Regions from separate parts of the Homo sapiens genome. Here regions 1, 2 and 4 are each linked to region 3. The links are chromatin loops, found by intact Hi-C in ENCODE. Cell type or tissue: PC-9. All regions are shown on one strand. Region 1 has its middle 15 kb from the start of RTL6. Region 2 holds the start of LOC105373059 (a long non-coding RNA gene). Region 3 has its middle 48 kb from the start of SHISAL1. Region 4 has its middle 5.3 kb from the start of LINC01656.

Region 1 (5,000 bases), 120 kb before region 3:
GTAATCCCACCTACTCGGGAGGCTGAGGCAGGAGAATCACCTGAACCTTGGAGGCGGACATTGCAGTGAGCCGAGATCACGCCACTGCACTTCAGCCTGGGTGACAGAGTGAGACTCCGTCTCAAAAAAAAAAAAAAATTTCAGAAACCAAAACCCCCCAAAAAACACCAGGTGTGAGTCCTTACGTGCAGAAGATGGGACTGTGGGAGTGATCTGTCCGGGGGCTACCATGGAGGCTTGGTGGTAAGTACTGTTTTCTCCTTCATAGGAGAAAGCTAGGGGAGAGTGGGCTTTGAGAACTTCATGTAGGTTGAAGGCACCTCTGAGATGGGGACAAGTGCATTCTGGTCATGTCTGGTTGGCCAGTGGACTCCCCACCTGCCTTCATCCCATGAACCATGGGTTAAGGGACTCAGAGGGAGAGGAGGTTTCTCATTCAAGGGGAGCCAGCATCAACCCCTTTAGTTTCCTTTTCCAGAATCTATGGAAGCTGGATCCCCACCCTCCAGTTGCCTGCTGCCCCAGGAAGGTGGATGAGACAGGGAACCACGGTGTTGTGGGATCCCCATGGTGGGGAGCACACAAGAATTCATGCATCAGAGCACTGCGGTGTGACCACCACCAGCCAGGGCCAGCCAGGAGAGGAGGCCAGGTGAAATCATGGACCAGAGCCACCTGGGAGGGCCCAGGTGGGAGCCGACATCTTCTCATGCTCAGCGGTGGATGGGAAAGTGGGAGAGGCCACCACCCTGCCAGGGCCCTCTCCCTGCGCCCTCTCTGAGCCATCCCAACACGTGAATAAACACAGCCTGGTGAGGCAAACAGTTTCGTTGAGTCCAGAGGGGCCCTTTCCCGCTCCTCCAAGCCGCAAGAGCCACAGAGAACTCTGGCCACAAGTCTTGAATTGTGTTTGAGCTGAACATTCTTTAGAAATAGACAGGGCTTAGTCTTAAACACCAAGAGGCTGTTCTAAAGACGAAAATGAAAAGAAAACCAGCTGGGCGCGGTGGCTCACCCCTGTAATCCCAGCACTTTGGGAGGCCGAGGCGGGCGGATCACGAGGTCAGGAGATCGAGACCATCCTGGCTAACACGGTGAAACCCTGTCTCTACTAAAAAATACAAAAAAAATTAGCTGGGCGTGGTGGCGGGCGCCTGTAGTCCCAGCTACTGGGGAGGCTGAGGCAGGAGAATGGCTGGAACCCGGGAGGTGGAGCTTGCAGTGAGCAGAGATCACGCCACTGCACTCCAGCCTGGGAGACAGAGCGAGACTCCTTTTCAACAAAAAAAAAAAAAAAAAAAAAAAAAAAGAAAATGAGAAGAAAACCTTGGAATCTGGCCAAGATGTCATTAAGGGACCTCCTACCTAGCAGGAAAGAGAGCTTCAACAGATCCCATATGGATTGGAGTTGGCAAGAAATAAAATTGCGTCTATTTATAGTCTCAACAAGTTGAGGTTCCTCAATAAACTCGTTACACATAATTCACTTAAATTATGAAAATCACAAACAACAAAGCTATTAAATAGGAAAAGAAGAGAAGACACTGGTGCCGTCAGTGCTGAGGGAGCTTTTAGGGCATGGAGAGTGGAGTGTGAGAGCGAAGTACCCTTAGCATGCCAGCTACCCCGAGCCATCTAGAAGAAACTTTTGTATCTGAATGAGAAAAACAACTCAAATAATGCACTGCACTCCAGCCTGGGTGACAAGGGCAAGACTCTGTCTCAAACAGAAAAAAGAAAAAAAGAATTGTATCTTGTGTGGAAAGCGTGTAGATGATAAGAATGTACAGCTCTTGTCCCACTTTATTTCTCCATTTACTGGAGGCATTTATGGAAGGTACATTATAGGTCTTTGTGGGAAGAAACAGAAAGAAATCACAGAAGCAATTAAGAGAGCTCAAATAATGGGATTTATGCCAGTTACATACAAGGATCTGCATATCTCAAGGACCCTAAAGTTTGTAATATCAGATGTTGGGAATAAATTCTATCACGTTACCACCAATAAACTTATTTTACAGTTAAAAAAAATTCAGATGGGGTCTTGCTGTGTTGCCCAGGTTGATCTCAAACTCCTGGCCTTAAGCAATCCTCACACCCAGGCCTCCCGAAGTGCTGGGATTACAGGTGTGAGCCATCACGCCCAGCCTCAAATTTCATTTATTTTCTTTCTTTTTTTTTTGAGACGGAGTTTTGCTCTTGTCGCCCAAGCTAGAGTGCAATGGTGCGATCTCGGCTCACTGCAACCTCTACCTCCCGGGTTCAAGTGATTCTCCTGCCTCAGCCTCCCAAGTAGCTGGGATTACAGGTGCAAACCATCATGCTTGGCTAATTTCTGTATTTTTAGTAGAGATGGGGTTTCACCATTTTGGCCAGGCTGGTCTCAAATTCCTGACCTCAGATGATTCACCCACCTCGGCCTCTCAAAGTGCCGGGATTACAGGCATAAGCCACTGCGCCTGGCCCTCAAGTTTCTTAAGATGAAAACTATCTTTTGTTTCTATTCCCCAGAAGCTATGGATCTTTGTGGGCCTTGGGAGGATTTCCTGCCCTTCCCCCAGTGGCCTGGAGCTCTTGTTTTATATAAGTGAAGGGTCTGGGAAAAGGTGTTGTTTTTCATGTTTGTGCATCAAAGAAGTGGCAGCTTTTGATGCTGTCCTGCCTGTCTCCAATATTCCCAGTGAGCACTCAGAGGAGGGAAAGAGTTTGTAGGGGACTGAGATGACCTCCGCTAGGGTCTGGATTCCCACTTATTCCAGAGGGTCACAGTATCCCATATTCAGCCCATAGGAATTTGTTACTATTTTAGCCATTTGCTCCTTTTCTGTCTTTCCAGCAGCCCTATGTTTTCTCATGCTCTGCTAACAGCGCCACAATTCATGTGCCTTGTCTTATCTCTCCTCGATGGGGCTGGGCACTATTTGGAATTTACTTCCTTGTAATCTTAGCTCTCTCATGGGCTCAAGAAAAATTCCAGTTTTGTACCTTTACTCACCGTTAGGTTAGGAGTGGTGTTCTTTTGTGGCTTTCTACATGCTAAGCCTCAGCTGACTTTTTAAAAACAATTAAGAGGCTGGGCACGGTGGCTCACGCCTGTAATCCCAGCACTTTGGGAGGCCAAGGCAGGTGCATCACTTGAGGTCAGGAGTTTGAGACCAGCCTGGCCAACGTGGTGAAACCCCGTCTCTACTAAAAATACAAAATATTAGTTGAGTGTGGTGGTGGGTGCCTGTAATCCCAGCTACTTGGGAGGCTGAGGCAGGAGGATCCCTTGAACCCAGAAGGTGGAGGTTGCAGTCAGCTGAGATCACACCACTGCACTCCAGCCTGGGTGACAGAGAGAGACTCTCTCAAAAAAAAAAAAAAAAAAAAAAAGGCCAGTCGCGGTGGCTCATGCCTGTAATCCTAGCACTTTGGGAGGCCGAGACAGGTGGATCACGAGGTCAGGAGTTTGAGACCATCCTGACTAACACGGTGAAACCCCGTCTCTACTAAAAATACAAAAAATTAGCCGGGCGTGGTGGTGGGTGCCTGTAGTCCCAGCTACTCGGGAGGCTGAGGCAGGAGAATGGCGTGAACCCTGGAGGCGGAGTTTGCAGTGAGCCGAGATCGCGCCACTGCACTCCAGCCTGGGCGGGACTCTGTCTCAAGAAAAAAAAAAAAAAAGCAATACAGTATAACAACTATTTACATAGCATTGACATGGCATCAGGTATTATAAGTAATCTAGAGATGATTTAAAGTATACTGGAGGGTGTGTGTCAGTTATATGCAAATACTGCACCATTAAGTAAGGGACCTGAGCATCTTCAGATTCTGTGGGGGTGGAGGTGTGTCCTGGAACCAACCCTGCAGATACCAAGGGAAGATCGCACTGCATGTAAATACACATGCTCCGTTGAAGGTTGTACACACTCATGTGGCTGTGCAACTGCAGGGTCACTGTGGAGAGGAAGTGCTCTCTGACATTTGTCTCCTTCCAGTTTCAACCCTGTTCCACAATCAAGTTTTGTATTTTCCTTCAAACAGGTCTTATACATCTCTTGTTATAGCTACTTAGTTTAATTTTATCACATTTACCTTGACAGTCTCTATCTGACTCGTGCTGGGTTTTGTCCTTTTTTCCTGTGACTCTACTTCTCAATTATTCATGATCTAGCTAGATAAACATGTCCTTGGCAGATAAGAGTGTCTGTCTCTCCTGCTTGAGGAAGCTCACTCCCTCAACTTATTAAGTCTAATTGACTGGAATTTCTGGCACTGGGTACCAGAGATGGGAAATAGCATTTTTTTCCCAGATAAGCTACTTCTGCTTTAATCATTTGGGGAGGGAACAGAAACCTGTCCATTTCATGGAGATTTTCTAATTGATCAGCATAGAACCGTGCGTAGTTTCATCTCAGGCTTTGAGAATCCTCTCTGCATTGATCACACCCTCTTTCTTCTGCTTAATTTAATCTGTTTTCTTTTTTTTATTGATTAGATTTGTCAGAGACTAACTGTTGAACTTATTTATTTTTAAAGCATCAGCTGTTGGTTTAAAGTATTCTCTCAGTTTTCTTTCTTATTCATTAATTTCTCATTACAGTTTCACCATTTCTTCTTCCAATGCCAGCAGCTCCTAATAAGTGAGGAAGGAGCCACATTTTAATTTACACATTACAAAATACGCTTCTTAGATTGTCACCGGTGTCAGTAAGAAACCGTGTTCCACAGCAATGAAACCTGGGAAGTAATGGATTAAGTAAATTTCCCTGCTTCTTTTTTTTTTTTTTTTTCCTGAGAAATTTTCTCAGAATGTGAAAAGGGCCAATGTCCATTTAGGATGTCTAAGGAAATTTAGCTTAAGTTCCTCTTAAACTAGTTAATTAGAATATGCTTCTCTGTCTTCTTTTTTTTTTTTTTTTGAGACAGATTCTTGTGCTATTGCTCAGGCTGGAGTGCAGTGGCGTGATCTCGGCTCACTGCAAGCTCTGCCTCCCCAGTTCAGGCCATTCTGT
Region 2 (5,000 bases), 190 kb before region 3:
AGGTCTCAACAGTGGGCTTCAAATATGTAGCAAGCCATTCTGTAAACAGATGTGCTGTCACCAGGCTTTGTTGTTCCATGTATAGAGCACACAGGCAAAGTAGATATAGCATCCTTCTTCTTCTTTTTTTTTTTTTTTTTGAGACGGAGTCTCTCTCTGTTGCCTAGGCTAGAGTGTAATGGCGTGATCTCGGCTCATCGCAACCCCCGCCTCCCGGGTTCAAGCAATTCTCCTGCCTCAGCCTCCCCAGTAGCTGGGACTACAGGTCCCTGCCACCATGCCTGGCTAATTTTTGTATTTTTAGCAGAGACGGGGTTTCACCATGTTGGCCAGGCTCATCCCGAACTCCTGACCTCAGGTGATCTGCCCACCTCGGCCTCCCAAAGTGCTGGGATTACAGCTGTGAGCCACCGCACCCGGCTGGTATAGCATCATTCTTAAGGGTCCTAGAATTTTCAAGGTTTTCAGAATCGCAAATTAACATTGGCTTCTACTTAAAGTCACCAGCTTCACTAGCCCCTCGCAAGAGAGTCGATCTGTCCTCTGAAGCTTCAAAGCTAACCATTGACTTCTCTTCTCTAGCTATACACTAGATGACATTTTCTTCCAATAGAAGGCTATTTTATTTACATTGGAAATCAGTTGTTTAGTGTAGCCACCTGCATCGATGATCTCAGCTGGATCTTCTGGATAACTTGCTGCAGCTACTCCATCAGCACTTGCTGCTCCACGTTATGCTTTTACGTTAAGGAGACGGCCTCTTTCCTTAACATGCTGTGGCTGCTGGGATCTGCCAATCCACGTCACTCAAATTTCACATCAGCAAGAAGGCTGTTTCAATTTCTTAGCATTCTATGTTCACTGGAGTAGCACTTTTTTTTTTTGTTTGTTTCCGGAGAGGAGTCTCACTGTGTCAACCAGGCTTGAGTGCAGTGGTGCAATCTCAGCTCACTGCAACCTTCACTTCCCAAGTTCAAGCGATCCTCCCGCCTCTGCCTCCCAAGTAGCTGGGATTACAGGCATGCGCCACCAGGCCCAGCTAATTTTTGTATTTTTAGTAGAGACAGGGTTTCACCGTGTTGGCCAGGCTGGTCTCGAACTCCTGACCTCAGGTGATCCACCCACCTCGTCCTTCCAAAGTGCTAGGATTACAGGTGTGAGCCATTGTGCCCGGCTTGGAGTAGCACTTTTAATTTCCTTCAATAACTTTTTCTTGGCCGGGCACGGTGGCTCACACCTGTAATCCCAGCACTTTGGGAGGCTGAGGCAGGCGAATCACCTGAGGTCAGTAGTTCAAGACCAGCCTGGCCAACAGGTGAAACTCCATCTCTACTAAAAATACAAAAATTAGCCTGGCGTGGTGGCACGTGCCTGTAATCTCAGCTACTTGGGAGGCAGAGGCAGGAGAATCGCTTGAACCTGGGAAGTAGAGGTTGCAATGAGCTGAGATCGCTCCACTGCACTCCAGCCTGGGCAACAGAGTGAGACTTTTTCTTTGCATTCACAATCTGGCTAACTGGCTCAAGAGCCCCAGCTTTTGGCCTGTCTCAAGCTTTTCACATGCCTTCCTCACCAAGCTTAGCCATTTCTAACTTTTGATTTAAAGGGAGGGATGTGGACTCCTCCTTTCATTGAAAACTTAAAGGCCATTGTAAGGTTATAATTGGCCTATTTTTAATATTACTGTGTCCCAGGGAATAAAGAGGCCTGAGGAGAGGAAGAGAGACAAGGGAAAGATGGGTGGGCGGAACCCTTAGAGAACACACGATATTCCTCCATTAAGTTTGCCGTGGTTTTTGGCGCCCCAAAACAATGACAATAGCAATGCCAGGGATCACCAAAGGCATAGTCACCACACTAGACAAGGAATCCAGCTGCAGTGCTTGCTTTGGGCAGAGGAAATACCGGATGAATACAGGAGAGGAGGCCCTACACACCAGGCACAGCCATGTGAGCGGTGGTGGAAGGGAAGGGGGTCAGTTAGGAGTACTCACACTTTATGCTGTTGTTACTAACATTTTCAATCACATTAACCAATTATTATTATGATTATTTAGAAGGAATTTTGCTCTTATCGCCCAGGCTGGAGTGCAATGGTGTGATCTCGGCTCACTGCAACCTCCGCCTCCCAGGTTCAAGTGATTCTCCTGCCTCAGCCTCTCGAATAGCTGGGATTACAGGCACCTGCCACCACGCCCAGCTAATTTTTGTATTTTTAGTAGAGATGGGGTTTCACCATGTTGGCCAGGCTGGTCTTGAACCCCTAACCTCAGATGATCCACCTGTCTCAGCCTCTCAAAGTGCTGGGATTACAGGCATGAGCCACCACGCCCGGCCCCCATATTAACCAATTATCATTTCCTTCTTCCATTCCCCTGCTATCTCACATAAGCTGTGTTCATCGTGACTGGCCTTACGTCTTGATACTTAAGTCACAGGATGTCAAAGAGGGAGTGACTCAGCCAGAAGGGGGATTGCCCCCTTCGCAGATGGAGAAAGTCTCTTTTTGAGGCTGGGAGGGTAGAAGGTTAGTGCACTTTCGATTTTAATAAGGAACAGTTGCATCGTGTGAGGAAGCAGCCTGATTTCATTGCTGTCTTTATTAGGAAGTTAAATATAGTGAGAAGGGGTTTGTTTAGATGGCAGGCTGACAACTCGCGGGCTGTTGGCAGGCAAAAGCAAGCAGGCTGCGCTCCTCTGAGCGACTTTGTGATCGGAGATGGGGAGAGACCGCTGCACAGGTGCTCCGTGAGTTCCAGGGTGTCCGCACTCTTCCTCACCCTGGGTCCTGCTCATGCTCCCCACCGTTGACCCTGCTGCCCCGACAGTGGCCCTGGGCTTCCCCACAGAGGTGGCAGCTGCAGAGGCAGCAGCTCCTGCAGCCTCTTGGCCAGACCTCCCCCGGCGCCCTGACCCGTGCAGCTGGATGTGCGTGACTTTCTCATGACTTTCCTGCAAGCTCCGAGCTGGCCTCCTGCCCCAGGCTTCAGGAGGGCTGGCTGCTGAGTCTTTCCTGACTCTCCCGCTCCCCTCCTCCCCAGCTCCGCTCCCCTGCTCTTCCTAGGATTGTGCAAGGTCTCATTCCTATGATGGGCCCCTCCTCCCACAATGCTCATTGTGGCTTCTCTTCCTGGACTGAACTGGGCCTAGGATAACCACTCAAGCCACTGATCAGCTAGGAGAGTAGAATAAAGATATTTCGAGGCTGGGCACGGTGGCGCACACCCGTAATCCCAGCACTTTCGGAGGCCAAGGCAGGCAGATCACGAGGTCAAGAGATCAAGACCATCCTGGCCAACATGGTGAAACCCCGTCTCTACTAAAAATACAAAAATTAGCTGGACGTGGGCCAGGCGCGGTGGCTCACGCCTGTAATCCCAGCACTTTGGGAGGCAGGTGGATCACGAGGTCAGGAGATCAAGACCATCCTGGCTAACACGGTGAAACCCCGTCTCTACTAAAAATACAAAAAAAAAAAAAAAAAAAAAAAAAGCCAGGTGTGGTGGCAGGCGCCTGTAGTCCTAGCTACTCGGGAGGCTGAGGCAGGAGAATGGCGTGAACCCGGGAGGCAGAGGTTGCAGTGAGCCAAGATTACGCCACTGCACTCTAGCCTGGGCGACAGAGTGATACGCTGTCTCAAAAAAAAAAAAAAAAAAAAAATTAGCTGGGCGTGGTGTTGTGCTCTTGTAGTCCCAGCTACTCGGGAGGCTGAGGCAGGAGAATCGCTTGAACCTGGGAGGCAGAGACTGCAGTGAGCCAAGATTGTTCCATTGCACTCCAGCCTGGCAACAGAGCGATACTCCTTCTCAAAAAAAAAAAAAAGATATTTCGAGTTTTGCAATATAGCAAACACTTTGTATGGGCTTGTATGACAATGGATATAGGACAATGGACACAGACACTCCCACTCAGGAAAGAGGAGAAGGAGCATCTGGGGCACCAGCTTGCACCGAGGCACTGTGGACCACAGTCTGGCGAGAGCCTGAGCCTGCTGGGGGCCCCAGGGGAGAGCTTCGAGAAGGGAATGCTTCGAGGGGTAGACAATTGATAGGGAGTTTGGTAACAGGAACTTGGGAACAAGCTAAGAACAAAACAAAGCAAAGAATATTAACTTCAGAAAGACAAAATGTTGTTTAAGGAAGTGTACATAGCATAGTGTACTCTGCGATCAGCTGTGAATAGCATTTTCATAGTCATTGCGATGTGAACACTGATGATTGATTCTTTTTCTTTTCTTTTTCAGCCTGAGTTTCACCCTGTCACCCAGGGTGGAGTGCAGTGGTACTATCTCGGCTCTCGGCAACCTCTGCTCCTGGGTTCAAGCGATTCTCCTGACCCTGTCAGGGTGAAGGAAGGGGAGACCCTGTTGGCATCACAAGAGAATCTGGGTCAAGCCATGCCTGAAGCTGGTCAATCCAGGGCCCTCTGCATTTTAGGAGCCAGTAAGTTGCACTTTTTCCTTAAGTCAGTTTGAGCTGGGTTCTGACCTGGTCGGTAACAGACATCACACTGCATTCTTGCATCAACTCGGCAAGTCGCCACCTGATCTCTAATTTACTGCTGTGGGGAGTGAAGGTGGGGAAGGAGAGGGTCAACGTCTGCTCCCTCCTGTCTCTGTGATCCTCAGATATGAGTTACGGCCTGGGGCCCGAGCCGGGCTCTCACTGCCTTGAGGCCCATGGTCCTCACTGCTGACCACCTCTGTGTTTCTCCTTTCTCTAAGAAGCCCGTTGGTGGGAGAAGCCACCCTTGTTCTCAGGCAGACACCTGCAGATCGCTCAGCCTCAGTTGCTTTCAATCCCAGCAAGAGAGGCCTACCGCTCAGAAGTTTTCTTTGCCATGAGTGGAACTTCAGATTTTTTCTGTAAACCTGTGAAGCAGCTCAGCTTCACAGAGAACTCCAAACTCTCACGCCTCTGTGTGACCTTGACCAAGTTCATTAACCTCTCTGTGTTTTACTTTTCCCATCTGTAAAATAAAGTGGGTGGATTAGACCAGCA
Region 3 (5,000 bases):
TGGCGAGCAGAGGGATGTGCCAGGTGGTCGTCGTGGCCTCATGTCCTGGGTGTGAGCCTGGGCTGGTCTGAGAGCACTTGGGGCTCGCTCACGCAGGCTGCTGAGCTGGGGGCTCCTAAGCCAGTGACACAGGGCCATGGAGGAAGGAAGGAGCCGGGGTGAGTCACCATGCCTTGAGGGCCCCAAGTCCTAGGGTGAGGTCCTTCATCAGACACTCATAGTCAGGCACCAGGGGCTGCAGATGGCCCCATGCTCCCCGCCCTCCCTGCCCCCACAAAGCCGGCAGTCCACCCAACGAGGCCGAGTCTCTGGAATCAGGCCACATCTCTCTCAGCAACACAAGGCAGCTCCTGGTGGGGAGCGGGGGAAGCCCATTTTACAGATGAGGACACTGGGGCTTAGCAGGTCTAGGGGACTTACTGCAGACCCCGCAGCCAGGACGTAGCAGGGCCACTCGCTCATTCAGTCCTTCAACTACCGTGGGCTGAGAGGCAGGATAGCCAGCGTCTGCACACTTGGGCTAGGAGCCCAGCAGTGCCAGGGGTGACTCCTGGCACCCCCACGTTCTAGGCGTTTACCTTGGACAAGTCACAGCCCCTCTGGGCTTCAGATTCTTTATCTGTGAAATGGGTCTGACACAGTATTTGCCATGGGCATTGAGCATGGTATAAGCCAGCCCATGTCAAGGGCTCAGGGTGTGGCCAGCACACAGCCAGTGGGTGCCCATGTTTGCTGCTATGGTCAACTGGATGGAGCCTTGTGCTGGGTCCTGGGTGCTGGGAAGGGAAGTGAGGGAGACCAAATCCCTGCCTTTGAGATGTTCTTTAGTCTTGTGTGTAAAATAGGGACAAAAATATCTAGCTTCCTTAGGAAGAAAAATAAACAAGATAACTTACAGAAAGCATTTCTTGGAGCCAGGCGCTGCTTGGAGGGTCATTCAATAGGCATCGGTCACCTTCTGCATTTCCCTGGGTGTAACTTTCAGACCAACTGGTGTAAGCTACTTTGGACTCCATTGAATGGACCCACCAGGGCTCACTCAACTGCTTGTTCCTCTATGTGGTTTTTCAACCAGGATGCTACGGCCGAAAGTATCTTTGGAACTAGAGCGTCCCTAAGAACAGTCCCTGGAGGCAGAAGCCGGGCCCTGGCTATAACTAACCCCTGGCTGTAACTAACCCCTGGCTGTAACTAACCCCTGGCTATAACTAACCCCTGGCTGTAACTAACCCCTGGCTATAACTAACCCCTGGCTGTAACTAACCCCTGGCTATAACTAACCCCTGGCTATAACTAACCCCTGGCTGTAACTAACCCCTGGCTATAACTAACCCCTGGCTGTAACTAACCCCTGGCTATAACTAACCCCTGGCTATAACTAACCCCTGGCTGTAACTAACTCCTGGCTGTAACTAACCCCTGGCTATAACTAACCCCTGGCTGTGCTCTGTCAGGGACGGTGGAAGGCATTCCTTTGAGAGAAACATTTGGGATCCTCTGGGTAGAGAATCGTCTTGGACAGGCTTGGGGCTGGGAGCCCTGCCTCCTCTAGAACTGAACCCCAGTAAAACTGCCAGCCAGGGGCCCACGGCGGGTACCCTGCAGGGGGACTCCAGCCTGAGAAGGTCTGCAGTGCGGCTTGTGTTTTGCTCGAGTTGCCATATACCAAGGCAGCACCGATGGACGGGGCAGCTTCAACAACAGACAGCCATCTTCTCACCACTCAGGAGGCCAAGGTCCCAGCTGGGTGGTTCCTCCTGAGGCCTCTCTTCCTTGGTGCGTAGATGCCACCTTCTCCCAGTGTCTTTGGCCACCTGATTGTCCCTCTGTGGGTGTCTGTGTCCCAGTCTCCTCTTCTTATAAGGAAACCAGTCCTACTGGATTAGGGCCCACCCCATTGACTGCATTCTAACTTAGTCACCTCTTTAAAGGCCCTGTCTCCAGGTACAGCCACATGTGGAGGTATGGGAGTTAGGATTTCAACACATGAATTTTGGGGGCCATAACCGAGCCCATAGCATGGGTGATTCATCAGAGTTCTAGGATTTAAAGAGCCTGAGTTATTCGAGACTCCAGGATCACTACCCCAGTAACTGCTGCGACAGCACCCTTACCCCTGCCCTTCTCAGGGGAAGCCAGGTCTAGGGGAGACAGTGACTTGTCCAGGCTCTCACAGTCAGGGCTGAGGCAGAATTGAACCCAGGCCTGGTTCATTCCAGAGCCTGACGGTGCCAGTCGGGAGCCCAGTGCTGGAAGGAGCTGGGAGGAGACAGAACTTGAGACCTATTTACCTTGGCACCCGCAGTGCCCGCTTGGGCTTGGCACACAACTGCTGTTCGGAAGTTGTTGGATGAATTCGACAATGACACATTTGGGCACAGTCCTTGCCCTGGGGGCACACACACCCCCCGATGAGAAGGCAGGCTCGCCGGCACACACCCGAACACCAAGATCACCGAGGCCAGAGCCAGGCCACTTTTCCTTTCTGGTTTGGGCCCTGCCAGCCTCCACACTGGGCCAGTGTGGAGCTGACCTTTCCACGTCTGCTCTGCAAAGCCCAAGCCAATTCCTAAGCCCTCGGCTGTCCCAGAACTGAGTCATGACGGAAGCTGGTGGGATTCCTGGGGGGACAGATCTAGCCCCCACACGTCCTTGCGTGCCTCCATCCATGCCAGCCGGCTCCAGCCCATACCACACCACCCAGAAATCCGCAGCTAGCACACGTTTCCACTGGAATGAAGCACTGCCCTGGCCCTGGCTCCGAATTCCTTGCCGCTCGCAGTCTCCAGCCGGCCGCCAGCTGTAACAGCCTGAGATGGCCTGCAGGGCAGGGAGCTGCAGTAGCAAAGAACATTTGTTTTCATCCGGTTGGAATTTTCTCTCCAAATTACACTGGCTGCCGTGGGCCTACTGTGCGAAGCTCCATTTACAGAAACCCTGGGCCACAGTCTGGGCATGACCTGCTCTCCCCAGAGGCGCCTTTCCCAGCTCGGCACCATGCTACCCAACATTCGCGTGCCCTGGGTTTCCAGGCCCCTTCCTGCCTCTGAGCCTTTGCCTACGCCGTTCTCAGTCTCAGAAATCCCTTCCCAGCCCACCCTGCTGCAGCCCCGGGTGGGGCAGGGCAAGGCCCACACTTGCGTCTCCATTGTACTCCTCACCGGCTGCCAGACTTAAGTGGGCTGCTTTGCCTCTCTGAGCCTCGCTTTCTTGGTTTCTTCATCTGTGGAATGAGAATAGGCTTGGGGGAAGCCTGTGTCCTGCAGGCAGTGAGGGGATTGGCAGGAGCCAAGGTGAGAGAGCTTTTGCAAAGCAGGGTAGCTTTTTTTTTGCGACGGAGTCTTCTTCTGTCGCCAGGCTGGGGTGCAGTGGCACGATCTCGGCTCACTGCAACCTCCTGGATTCAAGAGATTCTCCTGCCTCAGCTTCCCAAGTAGCTGGGACTACGGGCTTACACCACCATGCCCAGCTACTTTTTGTATTTTTAATAGAGATGGGGTTTCACCATGTTGGCCAGGATAGTCTCGATCTCTTGACCTTGTGATCCGCCCTCCTTGTCCCCCAAAAGTTCTGTGATTACAGGTGTGAGCCACTGTACCCGGCCAGCGGATAGCTTTGAAGGCTGCCTCAGCCAGCCTGCCCCTGGCCCTTTGCACACACGCCCATGCAGCCCCATGGGGAGGATGGCTCCTCTCCAGCTAGCCCCGCAGCATGCCATCATCGCTAACCCCATGGGCCGAGCTTGGGCCCATGAAATCCTCATGACTCTCTCTGGGGAGTAAGTGTCCTCACTACCTGTTTTCAGGATTAGGAAGCTGAGTTGAGCAAGGGCTGAGTTCACCCCACCAGGAAGCGGCTGAACTGGGACTCAGCTCTGCAGCTGAGGAGTCCCAAGCACCAACCTCACCAAGGTCTGCTGGACCGCAGGTGGGGGCCCAGGTAACACGCATGTCCCCACACGTGTGGTCTACCCCTCATCCAGGGTGCTCATCCTGGGGTCCCTCTGGGCCTAGGCACATTGCCGCCTAACCAAATCTGTGTTCTGTTAGCAAGAAACTGGGGAGATGGCTCCCATTAAGGTGCACACAGTTACAGCGGAGGACTGGTACTGTCCCTGATGGACACCCAGAGGATGCCTTCTGGACACCAAGGGGGCCTGAGCCACTGCCTCAGCAACACCCAGCACTGAGCCCTTTGCCGCCCTCACCCTGCCAACCTAATTCAGCATCTCTTTCCTCCCCTGCTGACCCCAAACTTCGACTGAGAACCTCGGGTCTGTCACACACACTGGGGTCCCCAGACCTCTGGGTCCAGTACCTGCTGGATCCTCAGCGTGCCCCCGCCACCTCCCCCTGGCTCTGGGCATTTGTCCCGGCCCCTCACCACCTCCTAGGATACCTCGAAGCCCTGCCACGTCCCTGGGGAGACTTGGACATTCACACTGTGGTGCGCAACCTCCTGCTCCTAAGTGTCTCCCCCTCCACGTGACAGAGCGCCGTCCTCGACCAAACTTTAGCCAGGTGTCTCTGAGCCCTCTTCTGGCACAGGCCTTGACCTTGGCTGGCAAAGAATCCCGCTAAGTCAGTTCAGGGAGAGAATCCCCCACCCTTGATCTCAGATCAAGTTCCTCTCTCCCACTCTTGATCGTTAAGTCCTTGTCCCTTTAGCAAGAATCCCACCGGGCCTGGGTAGCAGGAAGTCCTCTACCCTTGATGTCAAATCTAGTCCTTCTGAGTAATTTTCCATCCACTGCCCCTCACTCTGCTCCTTGGCCATAAATTTCCAGCTGTCCTTCCTGTCTTCAAGGTTGAGTTCAAACTCTGTTCGCTGTTACAATCATCTTTGGTAAAGTCTTCTTTGCCATTTTTAAACACGGGTCAGGTGCAATTTTTCTCTTTAACACATACCCCTTAGCCCTCCACCAGCTTAACCATCCCCCCGAAACTGCTCAGCCCTGAAATCTCAGTCCATGTCCTGGTTTAGAGCAAGCTTGACATTCC
Region 4 (5,000 bases), 88 kb before region 3:
AGTGTCTGGCATAGATCAGACACAAAAATATATTGAATGAATGAATGAATGAACAATCAGGACAGATCTCCATTTTCATATTACTACTTCGTCCTGGGCAAGTTATTTCACCTCTTTGGGACTCAGTTTTCTCATCAGTAAAATGGGGATAATCATGCCTGTCTCATAAGAATCCATGTTTAAATAGCAAGTCTAGAAGAGTGTCCAGCATATAACAGGTACCCAGGATGTCTCTTTGGTTTAATCCACCCGAAGAGGTTGACTTCCTCCTTTTGATTCAGTGATTGGCTTGGCGGCGACTTTCCAGAATGGAATTCCTTATAAGGGGCCTTCCCAGATTGGAATTGCACGGCGATCTCGAAGCTTGCAGACATGGAGCGGTTGCCACCAGGGCATGGCTCCTGTCATCCCGCAGCCTGGGAAAGGCCACATAGAGGCTGTCTCTTTGGCCTGGTGGCAACTGTGACTCACCGTCACCATCCCGACCCCACCCTCAGAGCAGGTGGCCTTCCCTCCAGGACTTGGGAGGGGCCGCTGGACAGGATGGCATGGACAGTCCCAGCTAAGGCTGCTCAGACTGGACTCTGAGACCCTGCACACTGATCAACCTGTGGGTGAGCCTGGTGGATCCTGTCCCATCTAGTCTGTCGCTGGCTGAGCCGAGGCTTCACATGTGCCATGCCATGCCCTTCCTGAGCTTCAGTTTCCTGATGTGCGATGTGTGCAGGGGATGAAACAGACCAGGCAGTCCCCCTGGGACCTCATAGCTCTTGGTGACCATTCCACTCATGCTGGTGGCGGCCGGTTCCACGGTCCGGATGCTACCCCCAGTTTATGGGCTCTTTCCTGGTCTTTTTTGCTCTGTCTGCTGCCCTGGCTGGTGCATTCTGACTCTGTAGATGGCCGGGCTGAGGGTGACACCAGGCCCCAGTGTGCTGAGGCTATGAACACCCAGCCTTGCTTGCGTCCTGGGTTTGGGATGTAAAGGATTCCCAGTCTGCTAAAGCCACACCCTCCACAGCCACCCCAAAGCCGAGCCTTTGCTTTCAGGATTCCTGTAATCCTCATGCAGCATGGGCAGCCCTGGCACCTGTGCCCGCATGCTCAGGGAGGAGGGATGGCCCCACAGCACCGGGGGTTCTTCCAGATTCAACAATGGACGGACCCCACACAATGCCCTAAAAGGCAGGGTTATTGGTGGCAAGGACCTGACATTTCCTGGGCGCCTTCTCCAAGCCAGGCTCTGGGCCAGGCACTGGGCAGGGATGTGGGCCCATCCAGCCCTGCCTTGAGCACGGCCTGGTCCCTCAGGGGAGACAGACATGCAGAGAAAGAGCCTCCAGCGTGGGGGGGCTACATGCACCCATGTAGCAGATCTGTTCTGCAGGCGACCCTGGGGTTTCAAAGGAAGCATGGTTGATTCGGATCATGCTCCAGGAACCCTGAAAGGAGGGAGCATTTAATAGACAAAGATGCCGAAGCTCAGAGAATGAATCAGCAGTTCAGAGAATGAGTCAGGAATTTCCAAACTAAGCCAGTTTCACAGACACCCCAGGCCTGGGCAGCACGCACAGCAGGCATGTGATTTCCCCTTTTCCGGGTCTGCAGGTTGACTGTGGTTCCGCTGATCCCAACTGGCTTTGCCCGGGTGACTCAACCTCGGCCTGTGTGCGGTCGACAGGGACGGGTCTGGGTCAGCTCCTGGCCCAGGCTGCTCCAGCCGATCTCGGGGCCGATCACCGGAGTGCAAACCTCAAGGGCACTCTTAAGGCCTTTGGTCACATGGCATTCACTTGATTCCATTGGCCAAAGTAAGTGACTTACCAGGATGGACAGGGTGCGGAGTGCCCTCTAACCACGCGGGAAGGAGGTCCTGTACTTCATCACCCAGTGGTGGAGCAGGAATTTGAACCCAAGCCTGACTCAGAAGGCCTTGGCACCATCGGCCTCTCATCTGAGGTCATGTGCAAGGGCCCTGGCTCGGGGATCCATGGATGACTGCCCTTCTGCCCACCGTCTCTCAGAGGCATTGCTGACAGGTCAGGGGGCGGGTAGACTGGAGCAACAGAAAGCACGGGGCTGACCCTCAAACACAGTCGGTACTACGGGTCCCTGCGAGGCTCTGGCCTGACTTTGTATGGAGGCTGTCCCACGCCCCTGTGTGGCTTGGGTTCCTGACCTCTTTGAACCTCATTCTACACTTCTGTAGCGTGGGGATCACAGTCCTACTTAGGTTATTGGGCTGTGCTGAGAATTAAGTAGGATAACACGTGGCAGCCTTTTTGAAACAGCTTTTGCCATCCTGCAGGGCTTCATAACTCCCCAGCTGGGTCCAGCCTTGACATTTACATAGAACTGTCTTATCCATAAAATTGCACCTGGTTCCCACAACAGCCCTCTGGGGAGGTATTCCTTTCTCCATTATGCAAATAATGAGATTTCGGCTCAGAGAGTATGAATCATTAGCCAAAGACGTGGCTCTGGCAGCAACAGCCCCCAGGCCTGTCTTACCCCGAGAGGGGATGCCCCATCTCCACCCCAGCCAACAGAGCGGAGGGCACATGCGTGCAGAGGAGGGGCAACAGTGTCCTCTTCTTCAAGGAGTCCAGCTCAGTCTGCAGGGCCACACATCCACACGACTTGGACGCCCTCCATGTCCTGGGGAACGTGTGAGTCAGAATGCCTGGGAGACGAGAATGCAGGCCAGGGCTCCCTGGGAGTCCGGACGGCAGGGCTGTCTGCATGGGCGGTGAAGTACGGTGCCTGCAACCACTTTGTTCATTCATTTTTTTCATTCATTCAGATGTCCACGGAGCATGGCCCCTGTGCCTGGTCCAAAGCCAGGGTCTCAGGAGTTATATCAGACAGGGACCCTGTACCCGGCCAGCTATCGGAACCTTAGCACAAATGAGACCTCAGAGCACAGCGTCCTCACAAGTAGTCATCAGTCTCAACTCACCTTCCCACCAGTGATGGGGGGGCTCACTCCCTTGCAAACCAGCCCCTCCCAGGACTAGACACCTCTGCTGTGAAAACATTCTTTTCTTTTTCCTCCCCTCCCCTCCCCTCCCCTCCCCTCCCCTCCCCTTCCCTTCCCTTCCCTCTTTTTTTTCTTTTCTTTTTTTAAAAAAGTGTGGCTGGCCACGGTGGCTCATGCCTGTAATCCCAGCACTTTGGGAGGCCGAGGTGGGCAGATCACGAGGTCAGGAGATCGAGACCATCCTGGCTAACACAGTGAAACCCCGTCTCTACTAAAAATACAAAAACTTTAGCCAGGTGTGGTGGCGGGCACCTGTAGTCCCAGCTACTGGGGAGGCTGAGGCAGGAGAATGGCGTGAACCCGGGAGGTGGAGCTTGCAGTGAGCCGAGATTGCGCCACTGCACTCCAGCCTGGGCGACAGAGCGAGACTCCATCTCAAAAACAAAAAAAAGTTTCATTGTGTTTGTTTTACTGTTACAAACAGTGCTCCCAGAAACATCTGGGATGTGTCTCCTGGTGTACATGGGCAGGAGATTCTCTAAAAAATGTTGAAGGGGCCGGGCGCGGAGGCTCACGCCTGTAATCCCAGCACTTTGGGAGGCTGAGGCGGGTGGATCACAAGGTCAGGAGTTTGAGACCCGTCTGGCCAACATAGTGAAACCCCGTCTCTACTAAAAATACAAAAATTAGCCCTGTGTGGTGGTGTGCGCCTATAATCGCAGCTACTAGGGAGGCTGAGGCAGGAGAATTGTGTGAACCCAGGAGGCTGAGGTTGCAGTACTCCAGCCCGAGCGACAGTTCGAGACTCCATCTCAAAAGAAAACAAAAAAAAAAATGTTGAAGGGAACTAACTACGAGTGCTCATCTTCACATTTACTAGATAATGCCAAATTGTTTTCAAAGTAATCACACCAATTTACACAATGACCATTTTATTAATTTCTACAAATTCTATTTGATTCTATTTCAAATCTTCTTGGTTATTTTATTTTATTTATTTTTTAGAAACAGAGTCTTGCTCCATTGCCCAGGCTGGAGTATGTGGTGTGATCACGGCTCACTGCAGCCTCAAACTCCTGGGCTCAAGCAATCTTCCCACCTCAGCCTCCCAGGCAACTGGGACTACAGGCAAGCACCACTATGCCCTATTAATTTTGAAATTTTTTATGGAGATGAGGTCTTGACATGTGGTCCAGACTGGTCTTGAACTGCTAGCCTCAAGTGATCCTCCCGCCTCAGCTTTCCAAAGTGCTGGGATTACTGGCGTGAGCCACCATGCCTGGTCCATTTTTAGAATCTCTTGTTCCCAACTCATATTTTGAACTCTCCTCTTTTTTGTGTCTTTAATTGTAGTAAACAGACTTATTTTACATTCCTCATCTGATAATTCTGCTATCTGGGGACTCTGTGGATCTGATTCAGCTAGGTGAGGTTTGTGCTGGTTCTTACTCATGGTGCCCTGTTTCCTCGTGTGTTTAGTGACTCTCAGCTGTAAGATGCTCCTGTGGTTGGAATGTCACCTTAATTGCTCCAGGGGGATTTGCATTTGTTTGTGAGAAGTCTAGAGAAAGCCATTTTCATCTAAATTCTCAGCCTGAGGTTTTTGCACACAGAACTGGAAGTGTCAATTGTCCCTATGAACTTGTTTGAGGGCTGGCTTGTGGTCATAAATCTTCAGGGGTAATTTTCCCATGCCATTTATGAAAGTCTTGGTAATACACCAGGGCACAAACTAGACCCATTCCTTGCCATCCTAGGTTTCCAAGGCTCATTTCAGGTCACCATGGTTAGCTGGTGACAGACACAGAGGCTTTCATGAGCATCTGAATGATGGCAGTACGGCTTACCATTTATTGCATCTGAACCTTAGTGGGTGCTGGGCATATGATACTCACTTATTTGTCAGCACAATAATCCTATGAAGTAGGTATAAGTATTATCCTGTCCATTTTACAGATGAAGAAACTGAAGTTAAAAAGGGATATCTTTATCCTCAAGGATATCTTGCCCAAGATCCCCC

The links. Hi-C counts contacts between places; a loop is a spot of excess contacts. Peaks named below come from ENCODE experiments on the same cell type or tissue, not always from the same donor. Only the 100,000 strongest peaks of a DNase experiment are listed, where the experiment ranks them.
Region 1: it touches region 3 in a loop (4-fold over the local background); 16 of 110 quality-filtered maps call a loop at or near these places.
Region 2: a loop joins it to region 3, with 2.9 times the contacts of the local background. A loop is called at or near these places in 4 of 110 quality-filtered maps.
Region 4: it touches region 3 in a loop (10-fold over the local background); 9 of 110 quality-filtered maps call a loop at or near these places.

The regions. Positions count from the first base shown.
Region 1 is chr22:44,480,466-44,485,465 of GRCh38, reverse strand. It overlaps the pseudogene MRPS18CP6. Among named protein-coding and RNA genes, the nearest start is that of RTL6, 15 kb to the left of the region's middle. In PC-9, no CTCF peak of the experiment used is centred here; DNase peaks (open chromatin) are centred at 2,455 and 2,955; H3K27ac peaks cover 2,381 bases.
Region 2 is chr22:44,548,854-44,553,853 of GRCh38, reverse strand. LOC105373059 (a long non-coding RNA gene) reads left to right here and starts at 4,244. Exons shown (of 3, transcript XR_938300.2): 1 at 4,244-4,442. RefSeq lists an enhancer at 2,876-3,403. In PC-9, no CTCF peak of the experiment used is centred here; DNase peaks (open chromatin) are centred at 2,413 and 3,053; H3K4me3 peaks cover 1,859 bases; H3K27ac peaks cover 3,562 bases.
Region 3 is chr22:44,358,567-44,363,566 of GRCh38, reverse strand. No RefSeq gene overlaps it. Among named protein-coding and RNA genes, the nearest start is that of SHISAL1, 48 kb to the right of the region's middle. In PC-9, a CTCF peak has its summit at 2,969; DNase peaks (open chromatin) are centred at 166, 1,916, 2,346 and 2,636; H3K4me3 peaks cover 1,181 bases; H3K27ac peaks cover 4,005 bases.
Region 4 is chr22:44,446,126-44,451,125 of GRCh38, reverse strand. No RefSeq gene overlaps it. Among named protein-coding and RNA genes, the nearest start is that of LINC01656, 5.3 kb to the right of the region's middle. RefSeq lists enhancers at 1,472-1,611, 1,080-2,279, 2,459-3,122. In PC-9, no CTCF peak of the experiment used is centred here; DNase peaks (open chromatin) are centred at 495, 1,585, 2,515 and 4,465; H3K4me3 peaks cover 842 bases; H3K27ac peaks cover 4,830 bases.